2 separate regions of the Homo sapiens genome follow, and region 2 is linked to region 1. The links are chromatin loops, found by intact Hi-C in ENCODE. Cell type or tissue: GM12878. All regions are shown on one strand. Each heading gives the region's core, and the rest is flanking DNA. Links, peaks and the distances in the headings are about the cores only.

The links. A loop is a pair of places that touch in the nucleus more often than their neighbours do. Peaks named below come from ENCODE experiments on the same cell type or tissue, not always from the same donor. Only the 100,000 strongest peaks of a DNase experiment are listed, where the experiment ranks them.
Region 2: it touches region 1 in a loop (3-fold over the local background); 85 of 110 quality-filtered maps call a loop at or near these places.

Annotation. Positions count from the first base shown.
Region 1 is chr15:64,894,277-64,897,179 of GRCh38, forward strand. No RefSeq gene overlaps it. Among named protein-coding and RNA genes, the nearest start is that of ANKDD1A, 16 kb to the right of the region's middle. RefSeq lists silencers at 268-317, 358-407 and an enhancer at 522-1,120. In GM12878, for the core only: a CTCF peak has its summit at 1,259; DNase peaks (open chromatin) are centred at 545 and 1,325; H3K4me3 peaks cover 1,960 bases; H3K27ac peaks cover 2,191 bases.
Region 2 is chr15:64,729,842-64,732,744 of GRCh38, forward strand. No RefSeq gene overlaps it. Among named protein-coding and RNA genes, the nearest start is that of OAZ2, 28 kb to the left of the region's middle. RefSeq lists enhancers at 2,100-2,747, 2,748-2,903. In GM12878, for the core only: a CTCF peak has its summit at 1,626 (motif pointing right); DNase peaks (open chromatin) are centred at 1,650 and 2,610.

The sequences.
Region 1 (2,903 bases), core at 1-2,500:
GGACTCGCCGGGCTCTACTGTGGGCCCCACGCTATGTTTAGACGCCCGACGTGTCCCATTTTATTGAACTCGTCCTGCCCCCCAAGTAGGGACGATTTACCTCCATTTTCTAGATAAGGCACTGGGGGCTCCGCGAGGGGATGTGGCGGACTGGAGCCCAGCTGCACTCCTGACGGGACTGAATGCGGGGCTGAGGGAGGCAACAGGAAGAATGAGTATTTTCTTTACTGGAAGGGCAGGGAAAGGTTTCTCTCAGAAGGTGACATTTGAGCTGGGCCCTAAACAATGAGCAGGATTTAGCTGTCTTGAGGAGGGGGAGAGGGAAGGGCATGTGACCCGGAAAGGATGCAGCCTGGGCAAAGGCAGGGAGGTGTGCATGGCTTGTTTGGGGGTGTCGAGCAGGTCGGGGGGGCTGGGTGGGGAGTGGCCGCGGGGCGTAGGTAGGGGAGGGCCTGGCATGACAGGCTAAGGGGTGTAGGCTCCTTGGGGTTCCTTCAGCGCTGTGCAAGCCCTGAGCATCCTCCCAGAGGTGTGGCCCTGCAGAGAGAGGGGAGGGAGCCCACTGGGGGAGGCGAGCTGAAGGAGTGGCCTGTCAGGTGGGTTTCCTGCCCTGGAGCCTGAGCTCAGGCAGTGGCTGCCGTGCCCCGCCGCCGCCCTCTTCTGCCGCCTCCTCCACGCCAGCACTTTTGCATGCAGTACTCCCTTCAGTCGTCACAGCCACCTGCAAGGTGAATATTACCACCTTTATTTCATAGGGGAGGTAACAGGTTTAGAGAGGTTAGAGGAGCCGCCCCAGGTCACACAGCCCCTCTTGATATTCTTCAACAAAAGAATCCTCTCTGACCCCTGCTCTCAGTCAACGGAACAACCAACAACCTCCTTCCTTCAGAGAAATAGGGACCCTGAGGCTGCAACCCAACTGTAATCATCTGCCTCCAGGCACCCTCTGCACAGACTCAGCTGTTAAATATAGATGGCCGCTTAGAGATCCTTTTGTTCTCTTTACATATTACAGATGGGGAAACTGAGGCCTAGTGAGGAAGAGACTTGCTTGGGGCCCCACAAATGGACCTAGATTGGCGAGCCTCTTTTGAGCCAGAGTCTCACTGGGGTTCTAGCCCAGCTGGGAAGTTGAGCAAAGAGGGATAAGTGGGTTACAGCTCAAGGACTGGGGGTGCCTTGGGGCTTCTAGGAGATGAGAGCCGAAAGGCATTCAGCCCTTTAACCCCACTCCAGAGCTTCAGACTGTTCCTTCTCAAGACACTTTACTGCCATCTGTCTGAAAAGTGTGCTAATAAATATGCAAATTTTGGTGACTTGAGAGGACTGGTGTCCTCTTGAGTTGTACAGGGCACAATTTGCAGATTTGTGAGTGATCACCAAGCCCCGAAGATGCAGCGAGGTCTCTGGCAACTCCCTTTCTCAGTCCCTTCTCTATTCCTCTCTTCTTCTTTGTCCCTCTCAGACTGGGACTGGGGGTGGGGGCAGGGGGGGGATTTCCTACTAGGGTGGGAGGAAGAAGGGTGAAGGAAGTAGGGTAGGAGGAGGGGAAGTGTGGAGGACAACAGAGGGAAAGGGTAGAACTTATTTCTGCTGTCAGAAACCGAAACCAAAAGTCCTGGCAGGAGTTAATGTGAGAGGGAGGTCTGTAGCAAGAGGCTGAGGAGCAAAGCCTTCACATCTGAGGACAGCAGCCCTGTCAGAGACACCCTGGCTGCAACCTCGGTGTCACTTAGACCAGGGCTTGCCTCTCATGCTGACAAGAAGCATGCAAAGGCAGTCTGTTTTCTCTGGGGATACCAAAGGCCCCTCCAGACCTTACAGTGCCCAGCACTGGTGTTAGGATCACTGCTGGAAAGGGGAGGGGGCACTAACTCAAGTCACCATGTCATCTAATAGCCCAAGAGTGGGTGACCCTTTGTCTTGTCTGGTATTAGTCTGTGTGGACCTGCATACACCCATGAGGCTGAGGCTGGGGGCAGCCGGCATCTGTGTGTCTAGCATAATGGGGATCCTCTTTCCCCAAGTCAAGCTTAGGACGTGTGGTATAACATAGATTTTTGTGATCCACCTGGCTGTGAGAGGTCATTTAGGTGCCACAATAATGGATTCTTTGGGGCACTTCATACTCTATTATAACAATAGGAGAAAATGTTTGCAACTTGGACTTGTCTTTTAAAATTCAGATTGTGTGGCCACTATTTCTTGTGAACTTTGTGATTCAACGAGCCAATTGTGTACTGGGAACCCAGATGGTGCCCCTCCCTTGAGGCTTGCTGGGTCCTCTGTGTAGGGATAGACTCTGTTCCGGGCGCCGTGGCTCCCAGTTCCAGACTGGCAGCCCTTTGAGCGGCTGAAACTTTAATTCATCTTTGTATCTCCCATGATGATAGGAACCTCCTGTCTCCTCAGGGGTTCTCAGAGTGTGAGTTTCTGGCTTCTCCATTCATCCCTCTGAGGCTGACATATCTGTGCTGGCTTCACAGAGGCAGAGAAGAATGGGGAGCATGCAGGGGAGGTGGACTGATGGATCAGGGCACAGGGGAACCTGGCTCCACCATTTCCCAGCCCTGAGGCCTTGGACAAGTTACATTTCTGAGTCTCAGTTTCTTCATCTGTAAATGGGGATGATTTAAATAGTTGACTTTTACTGAGCATGTTCTCTGGGTCAGGCACTGCGTTAAGCATATTGCAGGCAGACTTATTCAGAAAGCATTTATGAGGGCCTCCAATGTGTAAGGAACACCACAGTGTCAGAAGGAGAGGCTTGAAGAAGATAGGTGACTGGCCAAGGTCACATGCAGGTGAAGGAGTGGCAGAACTTGTACCCCAGAGCCCACTCTTATAACGAGCCCTCTGTATTGGATGGCCCCAGCAGACCCGAGAGGACAGGCCAGTGGAGA
Region 2 (2,903 bases), core at 164-2,663, 160 kb before region 1:
CGAGGTGGGCAGATCACCTGAGATCAGGAGTTTGAGACCAGCCTGACCAACATGGAGAAACCCCATCTCTACTAAAAATACAAAAATCAGCCGGGTGTGATGGCAGGCACCTGTGATCCCAGCTACTCGGGAGGCTGAGGCAGGAGAATCACTTGAACCCGAGAGGCGGAGGTTGCATTGAGCCTAGATTGCACCATTGAACTCAAGCCTGAGCAACAAAAGCGAAACTCCGTCTCAAGAAAAAAGAAAAAAAAAAAATTAGCCAGGCATGGTGGTGCACACCTGTAGTCCCAGCTACTTGGGAGACTGAGGCAGGAGGATCACCTGAGTCCAGGATGGAGGCTGCAGTGAGCTGACTGCACTGCTGCACTCCAGCCTGGGTGACAGAGCAAGACCCTGTCTCAAAAAAAAAAAATGAAGTAGCCATTCCCAGTCATGTGTTAGGTATCACCAAAGGCCCTGGACTGTGCTGGTGAGTGACAATGGCATGACCTATGCCCTGAAAGAACGTCCAGTATGTGCAGGCACCAGCAAGGTTTGCAGACGAGACAGTGCCTGGCAGTGCTGACGACGGAGTGACCCCTGAGTAAAGCGCACTGAGAGAGAACAGCCCAAATTTGAGTTTCCAGGGGGGTCTATCCCCTGGATTTTACCCATTCCAATGGGCAAAATCTCCCAGACATGAGAGAAATTAGGAATGTAATTCCTGAAAATATCAATAGTGGGTTCTCAACTTTGTTACTATGACATCCAGGGGTTTCTTTTCTTATTTTTTGAGACAGAGTCTCACTCTGTTGCCCAGGCTGGAGGGCTGGAGTGCAGTGGCGCGATCTCGGCTCACTGCAAGCTCCGCCTCCTGGGTTCATGCCATTCTTCTGCCTCAGCCTCCCGAGTAGCTGGGACTACAGGCGCCCGCCACCACGCCCGGATAATTTTTTGTATTTTTTTTAGTAGAGACGGGGTTTCACCGTGTTAGCCAGGATGATCTCGATCTCCTGACCTCGTGATCCGCCCACCTCAGCCTCCCAGAGTGCTGGGATTACAGGCATGAGCCACTGCACCCGGCTGACATCCAGGGGTTTAATCAGTGAGATGGAAGCTGACTTGATTTCCTACGATAGTCGGGACACCTGAGTTTTGTGTCAAGCCCGCATAACCAAATGAGCTCCGCACATCTTTCTGCTTCTGAAGGCTGAAGCTTCTCCATCTGTGAACCGAGGCAATTGGATCAAATCTCTCTGGGCCCAATATTCACTTTTGTATCCCCAGTGCCAGCAGAGTGACTACTAGCATGCAAGTATGCACAAATGCAGGAGGTTCTCCATGAGTGTTTGTGTTTGTTAGTGACTAACTGCCTGACTCTGCCTCTGGGAACAGAGGCGCCCATAGAGTCCACAATAAATGACCCCAGGCAAAGGTTAATCTGGAAGAGCAAAAGGGAAAAAGGAAAAAGGTGGGGGCGTGTCCTGAATGCGTGACACTGGCCATCAGCCCTTATGCGGTAGAGAACCATGGAATGAAGTTCTTCTAACCTGTGAAAGTGGCGTCTTGGCACGATTCACCTGGCGGCCGTAGACAGGAGAGATTTCAGACGAGGTTTGTGAGCATCTTCAACCACGAGAGGGCGCCCCAGGATCACACAGTCCCGCCAGCTCCCAAAGGAAGGAGGCTGTGCCAGAGGCACCTGCCTAGTGCTAAGTCTTAGGTGAGCAGAACTTTCTCCTTGGTCACCACTGGGCCAAGACAAGGGGCCTGAGATGTAAATAAAGGTGAGCATAGGAGAAGGAGGGGCCAAAGAGAGAAAGGGACTTGCTGGGGCCACAGAGCATGTCTACAGGTACATCAGGACATGGAACGAGACCCAGGTGGGGTCAGTTTCCCATTACCTTGAAGAGGAAGGCAATGCCCGATCTAGTAGAGAGGAAAAAGCTGCTCTGTAGTACAAGGGAGATGACGGTGGTTAGCAAATGTCTCCAATCACAGGGAAGAAGGGGCCAGAAGCCAGGTGGGGGTGTGTCCTGAATGAGTGACACTGGCCATCAGCCCCTATGCAGTAGAGAACCACGGAATGAAGTTCTTCTAACCGGTGAAAGCGGCGTCTTGGCACGATTCACCTGGCGGCCGTAGACAGGAGAGATTTCAGTGCGTAGGCCCTGGGGAAGCGCATATGAATGGATACTTGGGAGTGTGGCCTTGGGGGAGAACCCTGGGGGAGGCCACTGCTCCAAAAGGAAGTGGCTTTTGCTCCTCCCACCCCTGCCCCTCCCCCCAGCCCCTCTCCCTCCATGTCTTTCTGGAGACACAAGTTAGTTTTTAGGAAGCACACTCCTGCTTTCAGTAATGAGAACCTGGGTCTGGAAAGAGACACAGGCCCATCTGAGAAGCCTCTAATCTAAGAGACCACCTTCAGCAGGGGACAGAGCCTGAGGGTATCCTGCTCTGGAAGCTGCAGTCACCCTGAGGTGGGAGATGAGGCATGTTCCTCTGTGCACAGCTCTTACACCACCCATGCAGTTCTGCGAGGCCAAGCACAGAACCACGATACCATGGGACCCAGAGCAGTACTCTGGACCTGTGGGTAAGGTGGGCAGCAGCCCAGCCTCCGGGGAAAGAGAGGAGCGGAAGTTTAGAACCAATAACCCCCAGCTTTCCCTGCTTGAGTAGCTCCACAGCCCAGACTCCCACACTCCAGGCTGTGCATCACCTGAGAACAGAAACTGTGCCTTATCCTCCATCTCAGCACCAAACACAGGCTCAGCAAAGGGCAGGGGCACAAAAAATGTTTGCTGGAAAGAATGACTGGACAAGAGAGGATGCAAAGGTCAGTCAGCGTGCTCCTTCCCCCTTGAGGGCAGCAGACCAGAGCTCAGGGCTCTGGCTCAGCTCATCATGATCAAACATGA